Regions from separate parts of the Mus musculus genome. Here all the other regions are linked to region 1. A link is a loop called in an ENCODE intact Hi-C map of the cell type or tissue named here. Cell type or tissue: gastrocnemius. All regions are shown on one strand. Region 1 overlaps Gm31615 (a long non-coding RNA gene). Region 2 overlaps Gm31615 (a long non-coding RNA gene). Region 3 overlaps Gm31615 (a long non-coding RNA gene). Region 4 has its middle 18 kb from the start of Ppp1r21. Region 5 overlaps Ston1 (stonin 1). Region 6 overlaps Gm31615 (a long non-coding RNA gene).

Region 1 (5,000 bases):
TGAGCTATCTTCAAAATACTTGGCCCACTTCTGTCACTACAGTTTTACAAACCTCCGGTAGGAATTTCCGGGATTGTGTTACTGGTCTAGATTTTGAAGTAGCTTTCAGAGTATGTTGTTTACATTGTCTCTTAACATCCAACAACTCTGTCAGAAGAAATTTTGAAGGAAAAAAAAATCCAAAGATTCTTGGAAACTTCAAAGTCTGGTGGTGAAAAATAAAAAACTAGAAAGCAAACTAACAGGCTGGTGAGATGGCTCAGCGGGTAAGAGCACTGACTGCTCTTCCAAAGGTCCCGAGTTCAAATCCTAGCAACCACATGGTGGCTCACAACCATCCATAATGAGATCTGATGCCCTCTTCTGGGGTGTCTGAAGACAGCTACAGTGTACTTACATATAACAATAAATAAAATCTTTAAAAAACAAACAACAGCCAGTCCCAGCACTCGGGAGGCAGTGGCAGGTGGATTTCTGAGTTCGAGGCCAGCCTGGTCTACAAAGTGAGTTCCAGGACAGCCAGGGCTATGTAGGTTCTCGAAAAAACCAAAAAAAAAAAAAAAAAAGAAAGAAAAAAAAAGAAAGAAAGCAAACTAACTTTTCAATAGGGCACAGGACAGTGTATGTGTGTGGTGGGTAGCATTTGTGTACCTGTCTGTAAGATTGAAGAGATACAAAGTGACCCCCGGGAAAGTGATCTCTACCGTAGAGACCTCCCACCCACTCATTGCAAACTAAGGGTCTTTCTTTTTGTTAGGTTAGTTTGTTTGTTTTTTGTTGTTGTTGTTTTTGTTGTTGTTTTTGGAACACTTACCAGCGCAACACTGGGTATAGGAAGGGTGTAAGGAGGCCCAGTTACCCTGCCAGGACTAGGGAACACTAAGGAGAACTCTGGTACCTGAGCTCAGGCTGCAGAGAAGTGGATGCTGCCCTGCTCTGGTTATGACACAGCTGACCCGCACACAGACTGGCTGGGAACACTGGAGAGATCTGATTGGAACCAACCACCCTGCTAGGGGAAACCTACTGGGATTGCCTACAGCAAGAACACTGCCCTTCCTCCTGCTGCCTGGAGTCTCCCTCTAGTGCCCAGATTGGCAGTTTTTCAGTTAACAGCTTAATAATTAGCTCACCAAACACTCGTGCAATCACACACTAATATGATCTGTCCTGTTCGCTGGGATACCTCAGTGCTTAGTTTCCTGGTATAAAACACAAACGGAAAACATTTGTTGATGAAGGTGGAGCTTACACTAGCTGTTTTCCAGTCTGCATTCAAAGGCAAGAAGAGTCCAAAATAACCTCGGTTGTCCTGCCAAAATTTAAGCTCATTCCTGGCTCTATTTATATTTCTCCCAGTTGGCTCTTGGCGGGGCTGTAGGAGGCAGCATAGATAGCCTAGGGCTTCGGAGAAAAATGCAGGTCCAGTGTAAAATCCCAGCCCCTCTAAGAGTTGAGATTCTCGGGCAAATTACTCAGTACCAAAGGCTTGCTTCCCTCATCTGCAAAATGCAGGTGATGATGCTGTGGGGCTTAAATAAGGCAGTCCTGCGGGGGCATGTGTTCCTCAAGGGCTCCCGCCCCACACCCCAGAGGGGTGGGCCCGTGAGTAGCTTGCCCGGATTTCCTGATCGCTGACCATGGTCCAAGCGGGAGGGCCATGGATTCGCCCATGGCTTCTAGGCAGGCCAAAGATTGTAGCACCTCAGTAGGCTAGGCATGGCACCAGGCAGACAGCTAGAGCCCAAGCTCGGCAGCCCAGGACGGCCCTAAGAATTGCGAGGGAGTTTCCTAACAACCCTATTTCAAATTTCCTAATAGTGGAGTTTCAAAGCCAGCTACCTCCTGCCCAGCACAAACGAGGGTGTGGTTGTGTTCACATTCACACTGAAACAAAAGAAAACTAGCAGAGCACCCCCACCCCCCACCCCTACCCCCTGGGCCTCGCTCAGCTCCGGACATTTTCCCAGGCACCCGGTGCAGCCGAGCTACGGGCACGCCCTACGGCCGCTGCACTTTCCAGAGCCAGGGTGCAGCCTCCCCCAAGGTCGGATCCCAAGGGGCTCCAAGGACCCGGCCCCCGGGTGAGCTGGCCGGTTTGCCTTGCCGAGCTAAGTCCGACCCGCAGTTGCAGCCAGATACTGGCCCAAGGCCTGTGGCTGGGCTCAAAATCGTCCTCTCCCGGGCTGGAATCCTGGGAATGTCGCTGCGGGGAAGCATCTGGCTGGCCTCCGGGCGGCAGGAGGGGGTCAAACCTTTTTCGGGTGATTTTGCACAAAATTCTCCCTACACCAAGGGCTGCGGTCCTGGGAAGTGGAAGCCCAAGGAATGACAAGAGAGCTGCTCGCTCCTTCTCCAGGTCGCCTTCGTCATGTCTAACTCCCGATACGCTGCCGGCGAAGCAGACAAAATGCCTTTTCCCCGTTCCGAAGACCCCTTCTTTGTGTCTATGGAAGTTCCTTCCTCGGTTGCGAACCATCTATGCCACCCGAGCGGGTCTTTCCAGCTGGATTGTCGCCACCTCGTGGCTACCTTGGTCCTTCGTCCCCCTAAGCCCTTTGCTCTCTTTGGTCTCAAGCCTATTTTTCTTTTCTTTCTACAACCAGCTATGGACTGAAACTTTATAATCCTGTTCTCTGGGCTTAGGATGTGAGCTGGGATACCTCTGTCCCCTTCTTTCTGTTACACCGCTCGCCTTCTTAAAGAGAAACGAAGCAGGTGCTAGTTGGAGGGCAGGAGTCACCGGGTTGGCAAGCCTGTGGGGGCTCGGTGTGAGGCGCCAGTCCTCTCTCTACCAATTTCCCATGAGACAAACTGATGATTAAGAAGACAAACGCACTCTGTCTTGTTCCTACTGGTTAGTGATGCTATTACACTCGATGAGTATTATTAAAGGACCCCTGTCATTAGAGACTCCCTGTTATTATTGTTATTATTATTTAGCATTTATAATGTATTCCTTATTTTCAAAACACACTATTATCTCCCTGGACTTTCCAAACACAACTGAGCGGCAGGCAGGTGACAACTTCATAAAATAGGGAAACTGAGGCACTGTAATTAGTACAGAGTTATTGGATTAATGAGTCAACAGTAGTCATTTCTCCCCAGAAGATTACTGCCTTACTCTGAACTCATGGATTCCAGTAAATGGTGATCCTGGTTTGGGAAGCTAGTTTCTCACACTCACTTTTATGACCCACTTGTAATCACGTTAGAAACCCAGTCAGGGAAGTCTTCGCACTTATGAGTCATTACTTCAAACTCATTACTGGGCACCTGGGCCACCTTAATTGTATTTTATTTTACAAGTCGAATTATTGTGATTATTGTTACTTAGTATAATAAGTATTTATTGTATTCTGCTAAAATGTATATAATGAATCTCTGTTTTTAAAAAGTAGTAACATTAGTAAGATGGATATATTTTGATCTAGAGAACAAATAGCTCTCTTTCTTTCTTTCTTTCTTTCTTTCTTTCTTTCTTTCTTTCTTTTTCTTTCTTTCTTTGTTTGGATTTTCGGGACAGGGTTTCTCTGTGTAGCCCAGGCTGTCCTGGAACTCATTCTGTAGACCAGGCTGGCCTCAAACTCAGAAATCCATCTGCCTCTGCCTTCCAAGTGCTGGGATTAAAGGCGTGTGCCACCACCACCGGGCAACAAATAGTTTTCAAGATAATCACTCTTATTGTTTGTTACCACAGGCATTCAGGAAAAATTAACTATATTATATATGTGTAGATATTTGGTTGTTTCAAGACAGAGTTTCAGGCCCTTTGCTGTCCTGGAATTCACTTTGTAGACCAGGTTAGCCTTTTGAACTCAGAGATCTGCCTGCCTCTGTCTTCTGAGTGCTGGGATTAAAGCACCTAACTTTGATTATATGATTTTAATGCTGAAGCCTATCAGCCTTTCAGAGACAAGAAAGTTCCCAAGCTTTGCTTCTAGTTTTAAGAAATCTCCAGTCTTAGCCGAGAGTGACTCAGTCCTAGTACTTCGTAGCCGAATCCCTTTCATAACTGAGTTTCCACTCCCAAGGCAGTAACAACATATGGTCATTTCCAATGTTGTATCAATATACGAAGATTTCTACCAATGTTCTATCTTCACAGAAAGGAGCTGTGTCGAGCACTCCGTCTCCTTCCTTCTGGATGAAAGAGATCTGGCATCCTGGAAGTCTCCAGTGCACAGCTTCGGCCTGTGTGGTTTGGAGAGTTGGGAAGTTTATCCGTCCATCCTGCTGCTTGGATGCCAGCCACGCAGGAGTCTCTCATACAACCTTTCTGAGTTTTTCTTTTTACCCATTTCTCATCTCAAATAACAAATTCCTAAAGGCATAATTTCAAAGAAGTTGCTCATCAGTTTAGGGGACCTGGGCCAACCTTCCCAACCTTCCCTTGTGCCCATTCATTCATTCATTCATTCAGAATGCATATGTTGTGTGTCCATATGCTGCATATTAATAATAGCTCCTTTCTTCAGTAAGTTGGGGCTAGCTCATTCCTGCGCAGCAAAGCTTCATGGTTAATTCTTGTTATTCTTACTCTGTAGTGAGAAAACTGGAGCTCCCAGAAGATGCCTATCATAGCACAAGTAGACAGGAACCTGGGAACATGCATGAGACTGCAACTCCCAGCTACTCTGACAATCAAAGCCCTGCGTTACCTTCCTGCACCTGTCACATGGAAGCATGATGAGAGGATGAAGCGGGTAAATATGAGCAGATTACTAAATTAATTTATTTATTTATTTATTTATTTATTTATTTATTTGGTTTTTCGAGACAGGGTTTCTCTGTATAGCCCTGGCTGTCCTGGAGCTCACTCTGTAGACCAGGCTGGCCTCGAACTCAGAAATCCACCTGCCTCTGCCTCCCGAGTGCTGGGATTAAAGGCATGTGCCACCATGCCCGGTGCTAAATTTATTCTTAAATAAAGCATTGTATAGATATTATTTACATTGATAGAAATCTCTATAACTGATACAAAATTGAAGTTATAA
Region 2 (5,000 bases), 80 kb before region 1:
AAAAAAAAGATATAAAATTTGTGCCAGGCAGTGGTGGAGCACACCATTCATCCCAGCACTTGGGAGGCAGAAGCAGTCAGATATCTGTGAGTTCAAGGCCATCCTGGTCTACAGAATGAGTTACAAGATAGCCAAGGCTGTTACACAGAGAAACCCTGTCCAGAAAACAAAACAAAACAAAACAAAACAAAACAAAAGATATAGAATTTGTTTCTGTTTTTTTTTTAAAGCTATGTCCACACTGCAGTTTTCCAAACACTGTTAATTGATGATTTATTTCTCATAGACTTGGGTTCGACTGTGAACATTCTCTTCTGGAATACTATCTATGTGACTTTATGGAGCTGTGCCATACTATGTTAATTATAGTAAATTTAAAAAGTAGTCATGATGTAGGTCACCCCTGGGGACTGATTTTGAACAGGATAGCACCGTAGTCTGTTTCCACACTGAAGAGGGCTGAAGAGGGCTGTGGGAGGTAATGTAACAGGCACCTTCCCCTCAGCTCCACTGCCACGCCTTAAAGATCAGCAGGGTACTATTGCAAGAGGTCTGCAGGGTTGCAAACCCACATGTATGGCCTGAGTGAATTAAAGTGCACCATGTGAATATATTCCTGACATTAACTGAGTAGCTCTCCAGAGTTCATTAATTCCTACCCAAAAGCCAAAACCGAGTTAATATTTATTAATAGAAAACACTGAAGATCTGCAAAAAGAAGGGTCTGTTGTTTCCTCTATTTCGGATTCATGATTCAAGTCAGTATGGAAATCTATGACATTTTAAGAGTCAAGACTCATGCATGGTGATGTGATATTCAAGCTACATCCTGGAGAGGTCACGTGACAGCAGCGAGAGACATTTAGTTCCTCCTTCTCCCAGAGTCAATAATATTGACTTCCTCGACTCTGGGTTGAGTGGCTGTGTCAGAGGCTGAGACATACATTGATACAACTGTACAATTTCAAAAGCCTGGGGAGACCGCAAGTACAGCATGCCAGACCTGCATATATCATTGTATTTTGCTGTTAAACACATATTAACTCTATTTTAAGCTGGGGGAGGCACTGCCAGCTGTTAGTTCTGTTTCTTAGGTGTAAATTAATGTAGGAAGTAAACTTATACACTACAAGTTCTTTGCTCAGTATACCCACAAACACACACATTCATGCATGCATGCACACAGGCTAATCAGTTTACAGAACCCTTGCTGAAATATATTGTTGCAAAATACCTCAAAGTAAAGGTATCTATTACCTCTTAGTAAACAGATCAGACGCCTATACTATCAGCTCCTCTGAGTTAGCTGAGCTCCTCCTACTTGATGTTGCCAAGAACTGTGAGAAGCGCTAAGAACAAGGCAAGCCCAGAATCAAGATGTGTGCATATAAAGCACTCGTATTGGCCTCCTAAGAGTCATTCAAAAGTTTGGCTTTCAAAAACAAAATTATTTCAAACAGTTCTAGAAGCTAGAAGTCCAAAGTCAGAGTTAGTAGGGCCAAACACTCTCTGAGAGCTCCAGGGGATAGACCATCTTGGCTTCTCCTTTCTTTTTTTATTTCTTCTTTGTGGTGTTTGAGATAGTCTCCTATATCCTGGGCTAGTAGCCTCAATATGTAATCAAAGAAGACCTTGAACTTTCCATCCCGTCACCTCTATCTTTAGTGGTAGGAGGCCCTCCCGTAGTACTGCCTTGCTCCAGTTTGTGTCTCTACATAATTGTCTCCATGCTGTCAGTGTCTTTTCTTCACGGCAGTCACGGAACTTAGAAATCACCCAGTTCTATATACATCATCTTAACTCGAGTACATCTATAAAGCCCTCATTTGGGGGGAGATGTAATTTAACCCACAGTGTGTGTGTGTGTGTGTGTGTGTGTGTGTGTGTGTGTGTTTAATCAAAATATGACATAGAAAGAGAACTTGTGTTAATGAGAACCTAGTTAACTGGTCAAGTTCATTTTGAAACATGTTTTTTAAATACTTGCCTAATTCATTGTTGCTTCATTCAATCAAGGAGTGATGGAAACTATGGGGGTTGGAGGGTTGGGGGTCATCAAGGTGACAGAGCCTGCCAGGCCCAGGCCACCACCCTGTGGACAGATGGTACATTTCCTTCACAAAGATGTGGGTTGTCAGGAGTGGGAGAAGGCTGGGGACAGAGAACAGAGAAAGTTCCTTGGAAGGGGAGCTGGGATATGTCAACAAAGCACTCCACTTTCTTCAGTTTCCAGGAGAGCATGTCCTGGTTGGGGCACAACAGCCCGATTTTGGAGGAGATATCAGTCAGCCTGGTGAGCTTTTCCCCTTGAAAGAGGTGGCAGGGACTGAGACAGGCCTTCCCTTGCTGCCTTGTCACATGGTGACTGCAAGAAAAACAAGCTACTTGGCTTCTCTTCCCTCTCTGTCCTCAGCCAACCTCCCCTGACGTGGGATCTGATTCAGGCCAGGAACATGATTCTCAAAACATATTTCTATGCCTTTGGTTTCCTACCAGGCAGTATCTTTTCCAGAGCCAATATTTTTCTACAGATGGCTAAGTGGCTGCTTCGGATTCTGTTTGATTATATCTATTGACACCATTTTTTTAAATGTAGTAACAGATTCAGAATCAAGAGCTCCAGGGGGAATGCACACTTTCCTCTGGCTGACATAAAGAGCTGTAACAGAAGTTCTAGCTGGCAGTAGATTTAAATCTGTGTAGTCTCTGTTTAAGAGCTAGCCAGTCCTCAGCTAAGTAGTCCGGTCACTCTCCTGGCCTCAGCCACATGAAGTTACTTCTTCATCATGCTCTCCTCCTGTGGACCCAGTGTCCCTTCTTCTTGTCTTTCACCTGGGATATAAAAATCTAGACTCAGAAGAGCATATGTCAATCTCCCCTGTGCAGCCGTATCTGCAGCGTATGAACAATACAAAGAAGCTCACGGGAGTGTCCGAAAGCCCAGCCATCGAGGCCCCCCCAAATTCATGATCTGTTTCCACCCAGAAGCTTTGTCTAAGACCTTGTATATACAAGTATGTGAAAGCAGATATAAAAGCAAACAACCAAACAGTTACTGACAAACCACAAACAAATCTATTTACTTTCAAACAATTATTTGGTACACATGATTTTACCATTTATTAAAACTGACACAAATGTGCTTATTTTTGTATAAAGAATTAGAGCTTGAGACCAAGCCAGCTTATTCAGCAGGCGAGGACTTCTTGCCAACCTGGGTGACCTGACTTTGATCCCGGGAGAGAACTGACTCTTGCAGGTTAATGTCCTCTGCTGAGCACATGCACACCACGACACACATGCACACAAGATGAACAAATGAAAAAAACGTAATGTTTTCGAAAAGTTAGATCTCAGCTGAAGAAAGATTTTGTTTTCCATAGTGAAATCATCATGTTTCCCTAAGAGCAACAGAGTTTGTGTGAACAGTAAAAATACTGCAATTTGGGGCTGCAGAGAGATCAGTGCTGCTCTTGCAGAGAACTGGGTTCGGTTTCCAGCACCCATATCAGGTGGTTCACAACTATCTGTAATCCCAACTCCAGGATATCCAACACCTGCTTCTGGCCTCTAAGGGCACCCACATGACGATATGCATACATACATACATACATACATACATACATACATACATACATAAAAGTAAAATAAACCTTTTTAAAAACACTGCAGTTCATGACATGTGGTAGTTTTGACTCCGAGTGAGGTGTTTTGGGAAGCCCAGATGTTCTTGAGGTGACAGCAATGGGCAGTTCACAGCGTGCATACTGTGTGCATGTGCACTGAATGCGTATTGTGCGTTTAGAACCAAGGCTGCAGTGAACTCAAGGACACAGCATGGGCGAGCACTGCCAGAGACACCTCAGGCTCAGCATGTATTTGAATCCAGTTTTGCTCGCTGAACATTTGAGAATCTGTCACCAAATTTCCGCAGCCCCTACATTTAGTTATTAGACCCTCAACAATGATGTGAACCACAGCTTCAAGAACTGGACAGAGGAGTGGGGAGCCAAGGCCATGTTTGTGGGGGTTCTTCTGAAGCCTCGGGTAGAAGGAAGTGCTCCCAGGCCCATGAAGCAGAAGGAAGTGCTCCCAGGCCTGTGGGGCAGTATGAGCCTACATTTGGATATGAGCTTATTATGAATTATCTGTGTGACCAGAGACACAATACCTAATCCTGGTGCTTGTAACTTCCCATTGAATCAAGGTATGTATTGGAAAGTTTACCAGGTTATTTTAAGAATATCACAGTGCTTGGTATATGGAACATACTAAAAATGACAAGCACAGTCACTTGCTAATAGAGAGCAATGAGGATTCTGTAGCCTTCAGAGAGAGAGCCTCTCCCTTTTTGCCCAACCAGCTAGCACTGGTAGGTTGTTTCTTAATAGCAAACATGAAGTCATGATATGGTTCTGAAGGCGCTGAGGACTTCCAGCCCCTCAACTAGCTGGGACTAGTTCTAGTGATGTCAAGCCTCACCAGAAAGCAGGCTTACCTCTCTGACCCACTGCCTGACCTGTGCGTCCCCATGTATGTGTCAAGAGTGTTAGGCATGCTCAACAGGCAAACAGACTCAGAAACAGGAGGATGTAGTGGGTTGGCCTAATGCTGCTTGTATTCTAATGCTAATTGCCCCCCCCAAGCTGTTTGCCCCAAAGATGAGAGAGTCTGCACTGAGGGACCCTGCCCTCAGTTAATTCTGATTGGTAAATAAAGATGCCAGCAGCTCCAATAGCTGGGGAGGAGATGCATAGGTGGGGTTTAGGTTTCCCTAGGCTAGAGACCACAAGGAGGAGAAGCAGAAAGGAGTCGCTAGGGAAGAGAGGAACGTGCAGGAGGGAGGAGAGCCATAGTGTGGTAGCTGAGCCATACAAACGTGGCCATGCCAGCTGGCCAAGGCCAACTGGACTTAAGAGCAGCCCAGGCGGAACACAGAACTTAGTTAAGTAGTAAATCGGAGTTATTGGTGGGAAAGAGGATTCTAAGGACGCGGAGGG
Region 3 (5,000 bases), 48 kb before region 1:
CCCCCAACTCCCGACCCCACCCCGTACTTCTTTCATCAAGGCTACACCTCCTAAGCTTCCTCAGCAGGAGACCAAGCACTCAGACGTCTGTGCCTGTGTGGGACATTCTCATTCAGACCTCCACAGTTTGTCTGTGTGACTCGGGAGCCAGCACAGTGTGGGTCTATCTACTGAACTCAGGCTTAGGGAGGAGAGCTGTACCTGCTGAGCCATCTCGCTGCCATCTCCGTAGTTCTGATAGAGAGAGAGAGCGCGACCTTCACACAAAGACAAACCGCTTCTAAAGCCTGGAGAAGAGTGCCCAGCACAAAGCGATTCTTCAGGAAAACTCTGCTGTTAAATTGTATACGAGTTCTAATTGCTAGCACTGCACTGCACTAATGATAAAAGAACCGTAGCAGCCCTTGGTGCTGAAAGGAAGGTGACCCACAATTACCCTCAGTGAGTTTCATTAGCAATGAAAAGGGCTCAAGGTCATGGTTGGGCCTCTAAATGGGCAGAAGAAAAATCACACAGGAAAAAAAATAATATAAGGCATTTTAACATGATGGAGCTTATGTTTAAGAGAAAGAGGATGTTTCCATTTAAACCTGAAGCGGGGGTTTATTTAAAGAGAAACAGGGACAGGGACAAAGGTGATTGTGCTGATGAGAGATAACAGGACAGCTTTCAGGGCACCTCCAGAGCAACCCCCACCCCAGGAGTCTCCAGTCCCGTTTCCCCAAACAAAGGAGAATTTTGGCTTTTTATAACCTTAGGGGAGTAGCAGAAGGTTTCCGTTCTGTATGGCCTATGTAACAGAGCCCTCAGAGGAGATGGGGATCAAATTGTGAAGCCTGTCACGTCACAATACAAACTGTTTTTTAACTCTCTGTCCCAGGACGCGTGGGGGGTGGGGAGGGGCATAGAGCTGTAGCCTAATTTAGGCTATAGGATCTGACTAGTGGGCCAAGAAAGACACAATGCTATCAAGAGAAGGGGGGAAGAGGAAGAGAGAGGGGGAAAGGTGGTGGCTGAAAGAGAAAGGGGAAAAAGAGATAGAGGGAGAGGGCATTCCCCTTATTTATAGGGAAAATGATGTAACACAGGTAAAAGTGGGAGGTGAGCCAAGTAGATTCTGGGAATAGGTGCCTGTTGCCTTGGCAACGGGTCTGCGGGTCGCACTGTCGCCTGTGTGACGTCATAGGTTTGGGAGGTCGTGATGCCAACAGCATAAGCATGCAGCAGTGAATCCTTCATTTGTCCAGACCCAGTCTCCAGGGCCACAGCTTCCTACACAGACATCGCCCTGCCCATCCGATGGGGTTGTTAGCATCTTTCTCTCCTCTTGAGGAAACACAACCGCTTGGGACTCAGTTCCTTTTTCAGATTTATGTCTTTCAGTCAAAGGCTAAGTAAGTCCTTGGTTTTATAAATAATGGCAGATGGTAAGAATGGATCCTCTCCCTCCCTTCCTCCCCCCTTCCTTCCCTACCCGCCCTTCCCTCCCTTATGCACTTTCTTCTTCCTTCCTACTATAATATTCATTTAGAAATAGCTTTTACTAAAGACAGTCTCCTCACCCCTTGGGCCCACAAGGTAGCTGCCATAGTTAGCTTTTCTTTTCTTTTCTTTTCTTTTCTTTTCTTTTCTTTTCTTTTCTTTTCTTTTCTTTTCTTTTCTTTTCTTTTCTTTCTTTTCTTTCTTTCTTTCTTTCTTTCTTTCTTGTTGTTGTTTTTCGAGACAGGGTTTCTCTGTGTGACTCTGGCTGTCCTGGAACTCACTCTGTAGGCCAGGCTGGCCTCAAACTCAGAAATCCGCCTGCCTCTGCCTCCCAAGTGCTGGGATGAAAGGTGTGCATCACCCAGCCATAGTTAGCATTTCTATTTGCTGTGACTAGATGCTACAGCGACTCTTAGAGAGGACAACATTTAACTGGGGCTGGCTCACAGTTCAGAGGTTCAGTCCGTTGTCGTGACAGAACGCATGGTCGCATGCAGGAGACGGTGCTAGAGAGGCAGCTGTCAGCTTTGGATCTGGATTTGCAGAACGCAGTAAGACAACAGCACTGGGACTGGCTTGAGCTTCTGAAATCTCAAGCCCACCCGCAGTGACACATTTTCTCCAAATAGGCCACACATCCTAATAGTGCCACTCCCTATGGATCAACATGGGCATTCTCATCAAACCACCATGGTGAGTAGAAGCAGAGCCTAGCATTACTCTCCATTCTGGTCTATCTGAGTTCCCTTGCCTCAGACTCCTGCTTGCCTCTGTATACGCATGGTAGTCACTAAGGAGTGAGTGTCTGTCACCTTACCTAGCCTGTCTCATCCTGGCTGAAGGCAGAGTCAAGTCATTATGTTAAACCAATGCCTCTAGGAACGGACTCTCCACCAGCAGGTGGGGCAGTTATCCACAAGGGTGAGGCTATACACTGGAGAAGCAGCCACCTCCTCAGATCAGCTTGTCTGCTCCAGCAATAGAGACTTCTTAGGATCACTACAGAGCCAAATGGAGACAGTGATCAGTGACAGCACAGAGCAGGACCTCTGAGGGGCACAGACTCTGGCCTGTGCTTCACTCTTCTATTTAAACCTAAAGCTCACCAGACTGGCGTCACGCCTACAGTCCCAGCAATCAAAACCACAAGGAGCACCCTTAAGTTGGAGGCCAGCGTGATCTACATAGTGAATTCCAGGCCAAGCAGGGATACACAGGGAAGATTTAACTCAAAATCAAACAAACTGACATAGAAAGAATGCAAGAGCCTAAGGATGGGGGAAGAGTCGTGCAAAATGCCATGTTCTAGACACAGAATTGCAGACACGAACTCAGAGGCTGACAGCTATGGCTACCCAAGGCCTGCACAAGATGGGGCCATCAATCTTCTATCATGACGGGGAGACTTATAAGGCCTTACCCCTCCTGGGCCAGGAGCTTTTGGCATGAGCAGTTGCTGGGGAAGGCAGCCTTGTTCACAGTGCTGTAATCAGTGTTAAGTTGACCATCCATGGGTGGGTGAGATGGCTCCACGGGTAATGACAGTTGCCACCAAGCCTGACACCCTGGGTTTGATCTCTAGGACCTGATAGGTTTTCTTCACTGATAAAACAAGCCAATTCGGTCGGGCGGTGGTGGCGCATGTCTTTAATCCCAGTACTTGGGAGGCAGAGGCAGGTGGATTTCTGAGTTCGAGGCCAGCCTGGTCTACAGAGTGAGTTCTAGGACAGCCAGGGCTATACAGACAAACCCTGTCTGGAAAAAAAAAATCCAATTCAAACAGAATCAAGAATATAGGGTTGCTGATCAGAAGGGAAGGGCGGGACCTTTTGGCCTATTCCATTTTGGTCTTTGTTCCCAAACCTGTGGCCTAACAAGATCCACAGGGTAGAAAGAAAGAGCCAACTCCTGGAGGCCTCTGGCCTACACATACATATACACATTCATACACATATACACATACATATACAACACATGTATGTTTACACGCACAGGCACGCACATACACACACAGACACACATAACATGTATATATATGCACACTGAGTCATAACAAAACAACAAAACAAACGAAAACGACTCATGAAAATATGAAGGGTTCCCTGTATCTAAGGTTCAAGGGACATCACAGAAGAGGGGCAGAAGGATTTGAACAAATCAGAGAACTAGGATACTGTGACTTCTACATATGTGACACTGGGCCTTATATATATGACAGCTATGCCCATGAAGTCTTAACAATATGGTCACCTAACCAAGACCTTCACAATGACACCAGTTGATATGCCAACATGAACAGGGGAAATCTCACAGGAATCCAAACCTAGATGAAGAGCTACAGACCATTAACAAGACACACACACACACAGAGGGAGAGACAGAGAAAGAGACAGAGAGACAGACACACACACACACACACACACACACACACACACACAGGGAGAGACAGAGAAAGAGAGACAGAGAGACAGACACACACACACACAGACACACACACACAGACACACAGACACACACACACACACACACACACACACACACACACACACAGAGGCGTGCTTCAGACCCCTGTGAAGGAGAATTCATGGGAAGAAGCTGTGTCTGCAGTGATTGATTGACAATCTGTGTGTGTGTGTCTGTGTGTGTGTGTGTCTTTGTGTGTGTGTCTGTGTGTGTGTCTGTATGTGTGTGTCTTTGTGTGTGTGTCTGTGTGTGTGTGTCTGTGTGTGTGTGTCTGTGTGTGTGTCTGTGTATGTGTGTCTGTGTGTGTGTGTCTGTGTGTGTGTGTCTGTGTGTGTGTGTCTGTGTGTCTGTGTGTGTGTGTCTGTGTGTGTGTCTGTGTGTGTGTGTCTGTGTGTGTGTGTCTGTGTGTCTGTGTGTGTGTGTCTGTGTGTGTGTGTCTGTGTATGTGTGTCTGTGTCTGTCTGTGTGTGTGTGTGTCTGTGTGTGTGAATGTGTGTGTGTCTGTGTGTGTATCTCTCTCTCTCTCTCTGTGTGTGTCTGTGTGTGTGTACATGCATGCACATGTGTATGTGCAAGTATTGAAAGGGAAGAGAACAAACGCCTGGGTGAGGGAGCTACACAGCTGTCTCTGTGTGACTGATTTCTCTCTACCCATGATGCATGCAGTCATGGCCAGGAGTCCTAATCAAAACTCAGGTTAGAGAGAGGAAATGTCACAGGTTGCATGGAAGTTGCCTAGGACACAGGAACCTCAGAAATGGAAACCTAAAAATCCAGAGAAATGTTATGCTTAGGTTTGCTGAAGACCGAGCAGGTTGATGTAACCACACAAAGGGAGTGATATAATGGCCAGACTGGGAGGGAGCCTCAGGGACCTATCTGCCTGGATGCTGTGTGGCGCACTTTCCTCCTAGCCTGGGGCAGGGCTCCTCTGCAATGGGAGTTTTCTTTTTTTTTTTTTTAAGATTTATTTATTTATTATATGTAAGTACATTGTAGCTGTCTTCAGACACTCCAGAAGAGGGAATCAGATCTCGTTACGGATGGTTGTGAGC
Region 4 (5,000 bases), 260 kb before region 1:
GGTGTAAGTGTGACTTGTTAGAGGAACTGTGTCACTGGGGGTGGGCTTTGAAGTCTCAGATTCTCAAGCCAGGCCCAGTGTCTCACTCTCTTCCTTCTACATCCCAACTAGGATGTAGAACTCTCAGCTACCTCACCAGCACCATGTTGACCACACGCCACCATGCTTCCCACCATGACGATAATGGACTAAATCTCTGAACTGGAAGCCAGCCCCACGTAAATGTTTTCCTCTAGAAGAGCTGCTGTTGTTTCTTCACAGCAATAGAACACTGGCTAAGACAGCACTGAAGGGCTTGTGGTATGGGGAAGAACTATACAACAGCACACCTCTGGTGCTGTCACCAAAGGATTTCTCCTGGGCTTCAGATCTACAGTTCACAGGAAACCCAGGGTTAGAAGGACACCATAAAGAGGTTGTTCTGTAGAGGAGTAAACTACTACACATCTGCAGTAGAGGAAGAACAAGAAGTGTCTCAGGTGAGGAAGAGTATAGGGTTTTCTTACAGCGTTACAGATACTGTGACCAGTTATCTGAGAGGAGCAGGAAGACCAAGAGAAGTGAGAACACAAAAAGATACAAAAGCACTCAGATGCTTTGTTACAATAAAACAAGATGTAGCCGGGCAGTGGTGGCGCACGCTTTTAATCCCAGCACTTGGGAGGCAGAGGCAGGCAGATTTCTGAGTTCAAGGCCAGCCTGGTCTACAAAGTGAGTTCCAGGAAAGCCAGGGCTATACAGAGAAACCCTGTCTTGAAAAACAAAACAAAAAAACAAGATGTACACACAGATTTGCATGCACATACACATAGACACACACAAACACATGTGAACACACACACACATGCACACAAAGACAGACACATGAAAAGACAGAGCATTTTGATTTATAGCAGTTCCACCTGGAAGCAGTCTAACTGCCAAGCAGTGGATATCTATGGATAGGATACAATGTAGCCACAGAAAAGAATGAACCACGGTGTGGGGGAAACTCAAAGCATCATGTAGAGTATGAAAAGCAGCACACAGCATTCTGCAATGACCTTCTTAATATGGGATTTAGAGCAGGCAAGACACCCAGCAAAAGAACCAAGAACAGTGTTCACTGAGTGTCATAGGGGCCACTCTGTGCGGTCATGGACATGTTCTTTAGCCTGGGAAGAAAGAGGATCAGTTGCAGCACACTTGTCAAAATTCATCCAACCGTGTGTGGAACGACTACGCGTTTGTTTATAAAAATGTATAGCAATTATTTATCTATGTGTCTATGTGTGGGGATAAGCATGTGTGTGTCCTATAGGCACTCATGTGGAGGTCAGAGGACATCTTGCCCGAGTTTGTTCTCTCCTCCCACCATGTGGCCCTCCGGTGATGGAACTCAGGTTAGCAGGCTTGGCAGCAAGTGGCTTTACCTGCTGAGCTAGCCTGCAAACCCTAGCTGGGTGTTTCAGTGTATGTAGGGGAGTGTTATTTGAGGGAGGGAAGGATGGGTGAAAGAGAAAAGGAGAGAGAGAGAGAGAGAGAGAGAGAGAGAGAGAGAGAGAGAGAGAGAGAGAGGCAGGGCACAGAACTAAGAGACAGAGCAACACAGTGCTGTGTGGACTTCTGGGACCCACAAACAATTGAGAAACATTTTGAAGAAAATCCCAAGGTGAGCAGAGTGCAACCCCAGTAGACCACTCTAGTGTATACTAGATGTGGCGAAGTGTGCTAGAAAAGCCCCTCCATTCCAACAACGTATCCCACAGCCTTAAGGTAAAGCAACATAATACTCACATGGGTTACATTTGTGCAGGGAAGAAGGAAACGGGAGTAAGGGGAGTGGCAAAAACTGGGGTGTGCCAAACTCCATGTTCTGACACACGGGCCTAATAGTTATTTTCACTTTTCTCTAGTGTCTATTCTAAAAATTTCACAGCCAAAAAAAAAAAAAAGTCTTCGGAATACAGGAGACTCAGTCGCAGTAATGTCGATCAGACTAGAGACCCCTTCTCTGCTTCGGCTTTGGGCAGATTGTTCACTTTTATTATTAAAATCCACACACCTGGTGGGTTATATTTCATTTTTTTGTTGGTCGGTTTTGAGTCCCAGGCTGGTCTAGAATTTGCTGTAAAAGCCAAGATTAGCCTTGACGACTCCTCACTCCATGGTCCAAGAGCTGGATGGGATGGCAGGCATGAACCACCGGTCCACCCACTAACCACTCAATGCCCCAGCCCAGCCAACAGATATTTATTAAGAAATAACCACAAGCCGGGCGTGGTGGCACACGCCTTTAATCCCAGAACTCGGGAGGCAGAGGCAGGCAGATTTCTGAGTTCGAGGCCAGCCTGGTCTACAAAGTGAGTTCCAGGACAGCCAGGAGTATACAGAGAAACCCTGTCTCGAAAAACCAAAAAAAAAAAGAAAGAAAGAAAGAAAGAAAGAAAGAAAGAAGGAAGGAAGGAAGGAAGGAAGGAAGGAAAGAAAGAAAGAAAGAAAGAAAGAAAGAAAGAAAGAAAGAAAGAAAGAAAGAAAGAAAGAAAGAAAGAAAGAAAGAAAGAAAGAAAGAAAACCACAAACGTCCCACAAACCTATCGCCCCTCTTCCCTATTTTCAAGGTCTCCGTTCCATTGGCTTTCTCAAGCTGTTTTCTGCCTGGTATAACCTCATTTTGCCACCAGGGAGCGCGCCATCACCAAATTTGCAGCCACTTGAGGTGACAGTCCTGAAACTGGTTACCAATCTGAGGCACGCCCATGACCACTGGTAGCAATTGTTTAGGCACGTCTCTCTAGTGACTTCATCTTTTTCAGGAAACAATTAGCCTGTTTGAACAGAACAGGTTAGGCAAATTCTTAACTGGAAAATCAGTAAGTCCTTTTGCAGGGCGTGTTGGGACACTTTGCACTCTTTCAGCTGAGTTAGGGTGTGGACCCTTTGTCCTCACGTGATGGCTGGGCAAGGAGGCAAATAGCCCTCTTATGCAGGCACAACCCTTCCTTTGTCCTGGGCGGCCTGGGCAGCGTTGGGGGCGGGGAGCACCTGTGGCTGGGATGAACAGACCCAAAGCAGTAAGGGGTCACAGACCAGACGCTGCAGCCCCCTCGGCCTTTTCTTCCTGGAACCCAGCGAGTTCCGGGCCACCTTCAGAAACACAAGCAAGGCTTTTAGACTAGGACAAGGGGCTGGAGGAGAGGGTGAGAGTTGAAGCACCCTTCTCAATGCGATTTGCCTGGGCTATTTCCAACCTGTTCAAGAAAGCCCTTGGAAATACGGGGTGCTGAAGGCCTGTCTCAGTCTGACCGCTGTCCCCCAGATCCGTACAATTCAGTCAGTGTGGATTCTAACCCCTTGCCCGCACCCCCACTCCACCGACGGCTGCCCGGTTTTCTCTATGAAGCAGCTACATCCAACGCTCTCTCCCAAACCCTGTGAGTTCAGGTTAAGGGTGCTTTGCGGACTCCCAGCAATTCTGTCTAAGCTTTAACTACAGTCATACATCCCCACACTTCTGACTCTCACTAAACTCTAAGGGACATAACGACTTGTTTGCTTTTTTGATACACACTCATTTGCCCAGCTAGCCTGGATCTCTAAGAAAATCTAAGGGTGACTTATAACTCCGGCCTCCCTGAGTGCTGGGATCATTATGCCAGGCAAGCACTGAACCCCCATAAAGCCATTTGAAAATTAAAAATATCCTCCACGTCTGTCATTTTCTCCCCTGAGACTGTGCAAACAGACCCCAAGGATCGCAGCGCTGGGATGTAAGAAAGTATTTGAGAACAAGAAACCTTCTGAAAGCCCCTCATCACTGAGGCACTGCCTCTGTGTACAAAACAGGCCTGGGGAGCAAGGGAGAGGAAGGCTTCGCAAAGACAGGAATGACAGCTGATGAGAGAGATTGGGAGGAGCACGACAAAGGATACTTTTTTTTTTTTCCCCTTTCTGGTGCTTTCTGTAGTCACGCCTTCAATCCCAGCACTGGGGAGGCAGAGACAGGTGGCTCTCTGTGAGTTCCAAGACAGCCTTGTTTACTTAGGGGGTGGGTTCTAGGTTAGCCCTATCCAGAAAGAGAGGAGAGAGAGGGAGGGAAGGAGAGAGAGAGAGAGAGAGAGAGAGAGAGAGAGAGAGAGAGAGAGAGAGAGAGAATATACCTGTCATGTTCAAAGCTGAGACTACAGAAGACCACCATCTTTTGTCCCACATTCTCCAAATCTCCTGATCCCTGCCCACTCCGGGCCATCCAAACGGTGCTATCACGAGGACTGTGATAATTAAATTCTGGCTGTCGGGCTGACGAGATGGCTCAGTGGGTAAGAGTACCCGACTGCTCTTCCAAAAGGTCTGGAGTTCAAATCCCAGCAACCACATGGTGGCTCACAACCATCCATAACGAAATCTGACGCCCTCTTCTGGGGTGTCTGAAGACAGCTACAGTGTACTTACATATAATAAATAAATAAATCTTTAAAAAATATATAATATAAAAAAAATTCTGGCTGTCATGTGCACTGGGCACTGAGGTAGGTACTGAAGAATTCATATACAGCCACAGTCGGGGCTGGGTAGTGAGTGAGACGCTCCCGTGGTGGAGAGAAGTGTAGAGCTTGGCAAGATTACAAAGGAGATGGGAACTGATCTGGTCCCCCAGTCAGTGGGTACATGAGTGGCTTACCGAGGGACACTGGGTTGAGCTATGGGACACAGCTGTACAGAGGACAGTCAAATACTTGACCTCCTGGAGGGGCATTCTAGTGATGCATGCTACACTAAGTCAGAATTTTGTTGGCAGTAGAAAGGGGAAGAGGTCAGGGGAGTTGGAGAGGGAGAAGTGACTCTTGAATGGTGACTCACAGATGAGAGGTGTAGGCGCCTGGGGGCGGGGCCCTGGGCATTGGGAGCAGAGGGTGTGCAGCACATTTGGGGAACAGCAAAGGGAGGGACTGGCGTGGCACAGGCAAGGAAGAGAGAGAAGCAGAAGGCATGGGCAGGCTTTCTGAACTGTTCCAAAGGGG
Region 5 (5,000 bases), 390 kb before region 1:
ATCATCACTGTGTGTATGTATATCTGTATTATCACTGTGTGTATGTATATCTGTATTATCACTGTGTGTATGTATATCTGTATTATCACTGTGTGTATGTATATCTGTATTATCACTGTGTGTCTATATACCTGTATCATCACTGTGTGTCTATATACCTGTATCATCACTGTATGTATGTATATTTGTATTACCACAGATCAGCTCCAACAAATGGCTTTAGTCACAAACATCAAAAAGGTTTTCTAGCCAAAGATAAGAACAATATTTATATGAAACAGATTTGGCCAGAGTGTGTTTTAGCCCCTAGAAAAGCTTTTTCTGAGTAGACTGAGTAACCCCCCCCCCCCCAGTCATTGATTAAACCAGTATTTAATTTTAGATAATACAAAGACAAACTTCACGTTAGGTCATAGGGTTTCAAAGCCTGACTTGTAAACTGGGCTCTTTTTGTTCAGGTGGAATGTAACACTTTTTTGTTTTGGTAGGATGCACTTTTTTTCACTACTGAAATTCCCTCTCACGGTCCTGAAAAGCTTCTCCAGGAACAGATTACAGTGCAGAGACAGGCATACTGGCCTTCAGTGTTTCAGTCTAACATTTATTGTCAGAGAAGTGAACTGTGGATTGTGTGGACGGTGATCTATGCTGAGTCAGGCAGGCTCTGGGCAAAACCCAGGGGGTACTGGGTGCACTGAGAAAGGTAAAGTGGGAATTACAGTGTGTGTGTGTGTGTGTGTGTGTGTGTGTGTGTGTAAGAAAGAGAGAGGTTTTGGACACACCTGTATTCCCAGCACGTAAGGGGTAGGAAAAGGAGGATTGAGGATGTAGGGTCATCCCAGGCGACACTGTGAGTTTGAGGCCAGCCTGAGGCCTTATCTTGAAACATCGAACCACAACAGTAAAGCCCTCTGTTGACTTCACAAGTGCCCCGTGGGCCTCTCACATTGTTCATAGCATTTAGCCATATCTAGTTTAATCTATCTTTAAATAAATGTAACTTTTAAAAATCATCTCAAGGGGGCTGGAGAGATGGCTCAGCGGTTAAGAGCGCCGACTGCTCTTCCAAAGGTCCTGAGTTCAAATCCCAGCAACCACATGGTGGCTCACAACCATCCGTAACAAAAAATCTGATGCCCTCTTCTAGAGTGTCTGAAAACAGCTACAGTGTGCTTACATATAATAAATAAATAAATATTTTTAAAAAGTCATCTCAAAAGCTAGGTTAAATTCCTGTGCTGCTGCTGATAGAGCTTTCATCAGAGCATATCTTTGGGCCCAAAAGCACGAATTTAAAAGACTTTGCCTAAATTTGTTTTGAAAGATAAACCACCTTTCATTCTTTTAATGTGTTTCTTATTGGAATGTTGACTCTGTAAGAGGCCTGGAGAGGCTGTCCCTCAGTTCCCAGCAGATGCTCCACCCCAAACACAGAGGACGGGACAACAGCGGCCTCTGAGCGGCTGTAAGCTATCCACATCACTGCAGGCGAGACTATATGCACGCAGGCACGCACCCACCCACTAGCACACAGAAAGAGATCAGAGAAGCAGAGAGGCAGGATTCCTAGTCCTTCATCCTGTGTAGACTTCCGGCAGCAGCCAGGATGCAGTAGTTCACTGACACTCAGTCCACAGCCACTTCAGTTTCTTCAGTTTCTTTTCTTCAATTTTCGTTTTTTGTTTGTTTGTTTGGTTTGGTTTGGTTTTGGTTTTTTAGTGTTTTTTTTTTTCAGTTTTACATGGCTGTTGTGAGAATGGCTAATGAGAAGAGGCAGTGGTTTGGACAGAAAGTATTTACTACGTTGCCAAGTGATTTTAAGCTAGTATATCCAATTACCATACCAGCGGGGAACTGTGTGTTCTAGACTTAGACTTGAAAATGACACTGACAATTACTTAATTTTATGTATACATTGTCCTGGAAAATGTCTTGAGGAAGTTCCCCCCCCCCCCCAATGAAACGGGATGGGGAATGCATGAGAGTTGAAGACCTAATACTTTTTAAACGGTAGTCATGACATCTGCGTCACTTCTAAAAAGCTGGTGGAAAAAGTACTTTGCTCTCAAGCTTTCTGGTGTCTTTCTCCAGGCTTCTGTCCACTCTATGGTGTTTGCCAGCACACTCTTATTCAGGATTTGAGTTGAAGATTACATGTACTGTGCCTAAAACATTTTTGTCAAACTTAGAAGTGACAGAGAAAAGCCTGCTATCTCAGTACCTACCACGAGGGGGCACTGTCAGGCCTTAGTAATTATTCTGTCAGTAACTTCTCAGCTCTGGAGTGGGAACGCAAACCAGTCTCTTAGGTCGGGTTAATAGCCATTCCCTCCTGACCCAAGATACTCCATATCTGAAGCTGAGCTACTAAGAGCTGAAAAAAAAAAAGGATGTCGGAGAACCAAATCGCAGGGTTAAGAACTAAGAAGCTGGTAACAGAGGGCGAAACAGGGATGAACCTCGGGGAAGAGAAAACTGTAGTTGAGGGCCTACAATCATCTTTCTAAACCCCAGCTGCCTCCACATGGCGACCCGCTGCCTCCACTGTCTTTGTGCCAGGGGAGACAGTTTGGAAGTCTTAGTACCATGTTCTCATAGATCAATTTTGAAATCTACCCTTTTGAATCTCCCATGGTAGACAACGATCAGAATCCTGGCTCTCATTTCCACACACAGACACGCACACAAGGAAAGGAGAGCACACAGCTAGCTATACAGCCTGAGGCTGTTTTCCCTTGGTGCTTAGACACTGTTGGTACGAAAGGGTCCAACAGAGCGTCTGTGCAGAGTGGAGGTAATCACTGTGAATTTCTTGTGAAAGTGAACCTGCCTGCCTACATCATGGAGTTGTCCAAGAATGTGTGATGTGAACACACATTGGCAAGAATGTGTCACGAGAGGATGCCCCTTCACCCTTTCACTTCACCAACTTACATTATCTCCAGGAAATTCCACCCAGCTCTGTGCTGGATTCTAGGGAGATGCAGACACCCACATGGACCCCTGCTCACCAGAACTGAGCTGTAACCACCCAGCCAGTGAGACTGACCCAGAAGGAGCTGCTCAGAGGCACCAGGAGAGAAGGGAGCAGCAGCATCAAGCCTGGAGATTCAGGAGAATGAGATGACCCCTACCTACAATCCAGAGAAGGTCCACCTGGGCTTCCTTCCTTCCTTCCTTCCTTCCTTCCTTCCTTCCTTCCTTCCTTCCTTCTTCTTTCCATTCCTATAAACGTTTCCTTAGTACCACCACAGACAAACTCTAAACTAGGATGGCATTTCTTTCAGTATGTTAGAAGCAGGACTCCAACACCACGTGGAGTAACTGGGACCAGTGGGATCCAGGGACGATCCAGGGACGATCCAGGGACTCAGGAAACCCGCCCAACCAGTGGCACGGGTTCCTTCCTGTCTGGGCCGGTGCCCTGAGCAGAACTTGGGCCCAAACTCTGCAGCCAGTCCCACAACACCCAGTGGAAGCTCCACTCCCAGGCACTCTACAGGCCCAGGATCAGAGGATCGTAGCAAGTCCTGGATACACCATCACACTGGCAAAGCAAGATTTGGATCTAAAATCACTTCTCATGATGATGATAGAGGACTTTAAGAAGGACATAAGTAACTCCCTTAAAGAAATAAGGGAGAACACAGGTAAACAGCTAGAAGCCCTTAAAGAGGAAACACAAAAATACCTTAAAGAGTTACAGGAAAACATAATCATTATCAAACAGGCGAAGGAAATGAACAAAACCATCCAAGATCTAAAAATGGAAATAGAAACAATAAAGAAATCACAAAGGGAGACAGCCCTGGAGTTAGAAAACCTAGAAGAGAGATCAGAAGTCATAGATGCAAGCATCACCAACAGAATACAAGAGATAGAAGAGAGAATCTCAGGTGCAGAAGATACCATAGAAAACATGGACACAACAGTCAAAGAAAATGCAAAAAGCAAAAAGCTCCTAACCCAAAACATCCAGGAAATCCAGGACACAATGAGAAGATCAAACCTAAGGATAATAGTTGTAGAAAAGAATGAATATTTTCAACTTAAAGGGTCAGTAAATACCTTCAACAAAATTATAGAAGAAAACTTCCCTAACATAAAGAAAGAGATGCCCATGAACATACAAGAAGCCTACAGAACTCCAAATAGACTCGGCCAGAGAAGAAATTCCTCCCATCACATAATAATCAGAACAACAAGTGCACTAAACAAAGAAAGAATATTAAAAGCAGTAAGGGAAAAAGGTCAAGTAACATATAAAGGCAGGCCTATCAGAATTACACCAGACTTCTCCCCAGTGACTATGAAAGCCAGAAGATCCTGGGCAGATGTCATACAAACCCTAAGAGAACACAAATGCCAGCCCAGGCTACTATACGCAGCAAAACTCTCAATTACCATAGATGGAGAAAACAAGCTATTCCATGACAAAACCAAATTTGCACAATACCTTTCCACAAATCCAGATCTACAAATGATAATAGATGGAAAACTCCACACAAGGAGGGAAACTACACCCTAGAAAAAGCAAGAAAGTAATCTTCTTTCAACAACCCCAAAAGAGGATAGCCACACAAACCTAATAACATCAAAAATAACAGGAAGGAAAAGTCACTATTCCTTAATATCTCTTAACATCAATGGATTCTATTCTCCAATAAAAACTTAGACTGGATACGTAAACAGGACCCAGCATTTTGCTGCATACAGGAAACAAATCAGTGACAATGACAGACACTACCTCAATGTAAAAGTTTAGAAAACAATTTTCCAAGCAAATGGTTCCAAGAAACAAGCTGGAGTAGCCATTCTAATATGGAATAAAATCGACTTTCAACTAAAATAACACACACAACTATGATTTACATGAGAAGAAACTTGAAACTTTGACTTAGCAAGAGATGCATGGTTTTAGCAAATAAATATGTTAAAGAAGAAGCCAAGAAGGATAGGATCCACATGAACACAGTACCACTAACATAGGCAACCTGAAG
Region 6 (5,000 bases), 120 kb before region 1:
GTAGAATCCAGCTGGGCAGTGGTAGTTCACACTTTGAATCCTAGAACTAGGGAGTCAGAGTCAAGCAGACTTCTGAGAGTTTGAGGCTAGTCTGGTCTACAGAGGGAATCCTAGGACAGCCAAAGCTACACACCAAAACCCTGTCTCAACAAAACAAAAATTAAAAAACGAATCCTAGAATCCACCCCTCTCTGGCCAGAACTATTTACATGAGAGCAATAGACCAAGAAGGAGATGAGAAACATGGACCTGGGGTTTTGTCCAACATTCCCCCCTCTCCCTTGTTTTCTCAAGACTCTTGACTGGCCTGAAACCTAATACTCAGACTGAGCTAGCCTGGAAGATTGAGCGATTCTCCTGCCCCTGCACCCAGAGTTCTGGGATTACAGGTATGTGCAGCAATGCCTACACACTGTCCAACACATCTTTACTTTCTGTTTTTGCCTGGCCATATGGAGCTGTCTCTCATTCCTTGAGAACTCCACTCTCTGACTACCTACCTTCCATGGCAGTTATCATACCCTATAATTAGATATTTGCTTGGTAATTTGATTGTCTGATTTCATTATATGGAAGCTTAAAGAAAAGGCACTTTGATTTTGACCGGTTTGTTTTGGGAGATTTATTAACTTTGGTTTTGATTTTTGTTTCTGTATTTGTGTTGTGTTTTGTTTTGTTTGAGACAGGGTTTCTCTGTATAGCCCTGGCTGTCCTGGAACTCACTCTGTAGACGAGGCTGGCCTTGAACTCAGAAATCCGCCTGCCTCTGCCTCCCGAGTGCTGGGATTAAAGGCGTGCGTCACCACCGCCTGGCTAGTTTTGGTTTTGAAATATGATATTTACCCTAGCCTGGCCCTAAACTTTCAACCCTCTTGCTTTTGCATCTCTGGTTCGGATGACAAACGGGGGCCACCATACTGGCAAGCAATTTCCTTTGTTCAGAAGTACATTTTCAGTGCCTCATGAAAGGTAGCTGTTGTGGTTTGAATAAGAACCTGTGACTTCCACAGGCTCATAGGTGTGAGTGCTTGATCCTCTTTTAGCGGACCTATTTGGGAAGGATTAGGAGGTGTGGCCTTGTTGGAGGACATGTGTCCTTGGGAATGGTCCATGCCAGTCTCTGTCTCTGTCTGTCTGTCTGTCTCTCTTTCTCTGCCTGCAGATCGGGAAGTAAAGCTCTCAGCTACTGCTCCAGCACCATGTCTGTCTGCTTCTGACCATGATAATCATGATGTAACCCTCTGAAACTGTAAGCAAGCCCCTATTTGAATGCTTTCTTCTATACGAGTTTCCTTGGTCATGGTGTCTCTTCATATAAGTAGACCAGTAACTAAGACAGTAGTCAATAGCCTAGAATGTCTATTTGAAACACTTCACTTTTACTTGGTTGTTGGGATTTTGAGATTAAGTTCCACATTGCTCTGTTGGCCTCAAACTTGGTGTATGGCCAAAGATGGCCTTGAGTCTCCTGAGCCTCCAGCCTTTGCCTCTGGACTCTGAGATTGTAGTTATGAGTATCCACACCCAACTTCCCTATAATACTCATTGTTTTTAGTGAATTTGTATTTACATTTTCAAAGTCCAGTTTTCTGTCGCTACTTCAAATTACTTTCTTACAGAAAATCCAGCCTGCTTTCTCTTACAAAGTGTCCAGATCCTATGTTCATTCACAGAGCTGGTCTAGGACTCCTTGCTTTGGGAAAAGTGGCTCTCTTGCCAGACTGTAAGTCCCCGGAGGCCAGGGACCAAATCTCACTCATCTCTTTCATCTTTTAATTCCTCGAACCTGCAGCACGCAGCAGCAAATGTTGTTTGGGGAGAATCCGAGGGTGAGGGGTGGGCTCATCAGATAAAGATGTTAGCTGCTGAGCCAGAGACTGGAGTTAGGTCCTGGGTACAGGCAAGGTAGATGGGAAGCACTGGCAAGCTCCCAGCTGACCTCTGACAGTAAAGGATGGAGTCTACCTCTAGGTGGAGACAAGCCATCGCGTCCTCAACCCAGCTGGGCGAGTCAATCACCTAGCCCAGGAACGGCCCCTCAAGAAGGCTGATCTACCTTGAGTTGTGCTAAAGAGATAGGAGGAATACTTATATTTTTTACAACGTAAGGTACTTTCCTTCCCAATGTCTGCCCCCTAGTGCAGTTGCTTAGCGATACACAGCCAAATAACTTTGAAAATCCTCCCACTTTCCTGAGTAGCTCAGGAAAGCACAACTTTCCCTCTTTACCTCCATCCCTGCTCATGCTTCCTTCCCTCCTTCTCCTGAATTCCCACCACACGGCTGCTTGTCCACCATGAGCTGACTTCTGGGCTGGCTTTAATGCAAATGGCCTTCTCTCTTTCCTTTCTTCCTCCTCCTCCTCCTCCTCCTCCTCCTCCTCCTCCTCCTCCTCCTCCAGGCAGCTGCTGAGATTGACAAGTTGTCTACCATGGGGGTTTCTTTTAGCGAATAAAACTGTTCTTCTGGCTAGTCTTATGTCAACCTGACACAAGCTGGGTTATCCGAAAACAGGAAACCTCAATAGAGAAAATGTCTCTCCAAGATCCTGCTGGAGGGCGTTTTCTTAATAGGTGATTGATGGGGGAGGGACCAGCCCATTATGGGTGGTGTCATCTCTTGATTGGTGGTCCTGGGTTCTATAAGAAAGCAGGCTGAGCAAGCCATGAGGAGAAAGCCAGTAAGCAGCACTCCTCCATGGCCTCTGCATCAGCTCCTGCCTCCGGGTTCCTGCCCTGTGTGAGTTCCTGTCCTGACTTCTTCAGTGATGAACTGTGATGTGAAAGCGAGAGCCAAATGAACCCTGTGCTCCCCAATGGGAGGGGGACAATTTCTCAGTAATGTGATGACTGTGGTGAGACTCCCCAACATTTCCAGTAACACCTCCACACGCATGATTGCATGATTTGACACACATCTTCCATGTATATATATGTATATATACATATATACACACACACACACACACACACACACACACACATATATATATATATATATATATATATATATATATGGTTGTGAGTGTGCTATGGCAGAAGCATAAACGAACATGTGTGTGTGTCTGTCTACAATGTCAGAATTTATTGAATAACAGGAAATTCACAAGGTTAAATGGCTTTAATGGCAGCAATTTGTCAGATAATCTGGTGAAGTCAAAAGTGGGTTCTTTTATTCCAATCTTAATAACTAATATTAACTCATATCATGATTCACACAGTAAATAGGTTTAAATGTTTATATAAATATATAGTATCAAGTATGCACTTATATATACATTAAGTATGTATAACTTTATGCATTTATGATTTATTAATAGGGTCATTTAACACTAAATTGTTTGGTTTAACAAAAATATCAATACAGCATATTGGAAGGAGTTGGCGAAGAATAAGGATATCAGTAAGAGGCAATAAACTAATAGTGTTTGCCTTCATGAGTAGAGAGAATCATAAATGCAGGAACTTGGAAGCAGAAACAAATAGCTTAAAGTCTGAGACTGACGGTTGTGGCTAATAGAGCGTAGGTGCAACCCAGTTACAGGAAAATGCCGTTGTCCTTTGTTGTATAAGCCTTTGGCATTCCTTGACTATTTAAACCATGCCTGTATCTTGCTTTGATAAGTAAAATCAGTTAAAAGGCACAGTCATATTGAAAGTGCACTAAATGATTAGCCCACACGCCTCATTACAGCTCCGCCCCTGTGCTGGAGGAGAGAGGTATGGTCAGTGTGTGTGTGTGTGTTTGTGTGTGTGTGTGCTGTTGTTGTTGTTGTGAAGCATTTATGTGCCCAACCAAAGAGCTTGGGCTTTGTCATGAAAGGATCAGCACCCTTCAGGGCTGTGCAGCAGTGAAATAATAGGCTCAGGCATGCTCTCTGCGCATGCCTCTCTGCATCTGTAAACCGACCTGGCTAGTCACTCAACAGAAACATTCTGCCTTGTATCTTCCCTACCCTCAGCATTTTATTATGGAAACTTTTAAGTGTTTCATCAGAAGCCTCTATATTCATTTTGCTAGTGTTTAGTGCATATAACATCCCTTTATTCTTATTTTATGTGTATGTCTTGCTCGCGCCGGACTGGCCAGCAGTAACGACGCTGCAACAGGATCCTTCTGCACACGTTTATTGGGAGAGCTTGATTGCAGAGGCGCAGAGGCGAAGAGACCCCGAGCCCAGAACTGGTGCTGCTTATATAGGCCTAGGAGAGGCGTGTCTCACACCCGGATTGGTTATGCACTAAGCCTCATTTGCATGTTCCTCATCTGATTGGCTACTCTCTCTCTCTCTGTACCTCACAGAGCCTCATTATCATACCTCATTTGCATGTCTCACATCTGATCGGTTATACTCTCGAAGCCTCATTATCATGCCCGGGCCAGGCAGTGTCTTTGCAAAAAACTTTACTGCATATGTACACATTGGTTGTTTGTCCAAACTTATGCGTGGTGGCCAGCAGTAGTCAGTTCCACTCTGCAACGGCACATGTGGCTTCCCACATGTATGGGAGTCTGTCTGCATGTATGTCTGTGCACTACATGCATGCAGTGCCCAGGGAGGCCAGAAGAGGGCAGTAGATGCCCCAGAACTGGAGTTGTGAACTGCTTTGAGAATTCTGAGATTCAAATCCAGGTCCTCTGCAAGAGCAGTCAGTGCTCTTAAAATCGAAACCATCTCTCCAGTTCCCTAATTTATGTATTTTTTTGACCAAACAATTATACGGCTAACATATAATACCTAGATTCTGTAACATCTCACTCGGATGTGTGTGTGTGTGTGTGTGTGTGCCTGTATGTTCTGAGGCCAGAGGTCAAAGTTGGGTGCCCTCCTTTATTGTTCTGCACCTTATTTTTTTCAGACAGGGATCCGACTGAACCTAGAGCCTGCTGTTTTGATGAGACCGGCTGGCCAGTGAGCCCATGGATTCCCTCTCTCCCTTGCTCCGCATAGCACTGGGATTACAGATGCAATCCCATGCTTGGCTTTTACATGGACCCTG

What was found. Peaks named below come from ENCODE experiments on the same cell type or tissue, not always from the same donor. Only the 100,000 strongest peaks of a DNase experiment are listed, where the experiment ranks them.
Region 2: a loop joins it to region 1, with 2.8 times the contacts of the local background. A loop is called at or near these places in 6 of 42 quality-filtered maps.
Region 3: it touches region 1 in a loop (5-fold over the local background); 12 of 42 quality-filtered maps call a loop at or near these places.
Region 4: a loop joins it to region 1, with 11 times the contacts of the local background. A loop is called at or near these places in 37 of 42 quality-filtered maps.
Region 5: a loop joins it to region 1, with 5 times the contacts of the local background. A loop is called at or near these places in 23 of 42 quality-filtered maps.
Region 6: a loop joins it to region 1, with 2.4 times the contacts of the local background. A loop is called at or near these places in 7 of 42 quality-filtered maps.

Annotation. Positions count from the first base shown.
Region 1 is chr17:88,253,407-88,258,406 of GRCm38, reverse strand. It overlaps Gm31615 (a long non-coding RNA gene), which reads left to right. Exons shown (of 7, transcript XR_877113.1): 4 at 4,112-4,709. Among named protein-coding and RNA genes, the nearest start is that of 1700116H05Rik, 52 kb to the left of the region's middle. In gastrocnemius, CTCF peaks have their summits at 1,103 and 2,536 (motif pointing left); DNase peaks (open chromatin) are centred at 1,410, 1,606, 2,131, 2,498 and 1 more place; H3K4me3 peaks cover 2,464 bases; H3K27ac peaks cover 3,241 bases.
Region 2 is chr17:88,333,708-88,338,707 of GRCm38, reverse strand. All of the region lies in intron 3 of Gm31615 (a long non-coding RNA gene), which reads left to right. Among named protein-coding and RNA genes, the nearest start is that of 1700116H05Rik, 29 kb to the right of the region's middle. In gastrocnemius, no CTCF peak of the experiment used is centred here; DNase peaks (open chromatin) are centred at 2,127, 2,380 and 4,870; H3K27ac peaks cover 4,983 bases.
Region 3 is chr17:88,301,588-88,306,587 of GRCm38, reverse strand. The region is part of intron 3 of Gm31615 (a long non-coding RNA gene); the gene reads left to right. It overlaps 1700116H05Rik (a long non-coding RNA gene), which reads left to right. Exons shown (of 4, transcript XR_001782254.2): 1 at 1-1,394; 2 at 1,880-2,033; 3 at 2,112-2,175. Among named protein-coding and RNA genes, the nearest start is that of 1700116H05Rik, 3.5 kb to the left of the region's middle. In gastrocnemius, a CTCF peak has its summit at 2,379; no DNase peak of the experiment used is centred here.
Region 4 is chr17:88,509,150-88,514,149 of GRCm38, reverse strand. No RefSeq gene overlaps it. Among named protein-coding and RNA genes, the nearest start is that of Ppp1r21, 18 kb to the left of the region's middle. In gastrocnemius, a CTCF peak has its summit at 2,662 (motif pointing right); DNase peaks (open chromatin) are centred at 2,209, 2,671, 2,992, 4,899 and 1 more place; H3K4me3 peaks cover 141 bases; H3K27ac peaks cover 774 bases.
Region 5 is chr17:88,638,471-88,643,470 of GRCm38, reverse strand. The region is part of intron 2 of Ston1 (stonin 1); the gene reads right to left. Among named protein-coding and RNA genes, the nearest start is that of Gm38460, 13 kb to the left of the region's middle. In gastrocnemius, a CTCF peak has its summit at 2,215 (motif pointing right); a DNase peak (open chromatin) is centred at 2,227; H3K27ac peaks cover 800 bases.
Region 6 is chr17:88,378,261-88,383,260 of GRCm38, reverse strand. The region is part of intron 1 of Gm31615 (a long non-coding RNA gene); the gene reads left to right. Among named protein-coding and RNA genes, the nearest start is that of Gm31615, 7.9 kb to the left of the region's middle. In gastrocnemius, CTCF peaks have their summits at 1,980 and 4,554 (motif pointing right); DNase peaks (open chromatin) are centred at 1,947 and 4,558.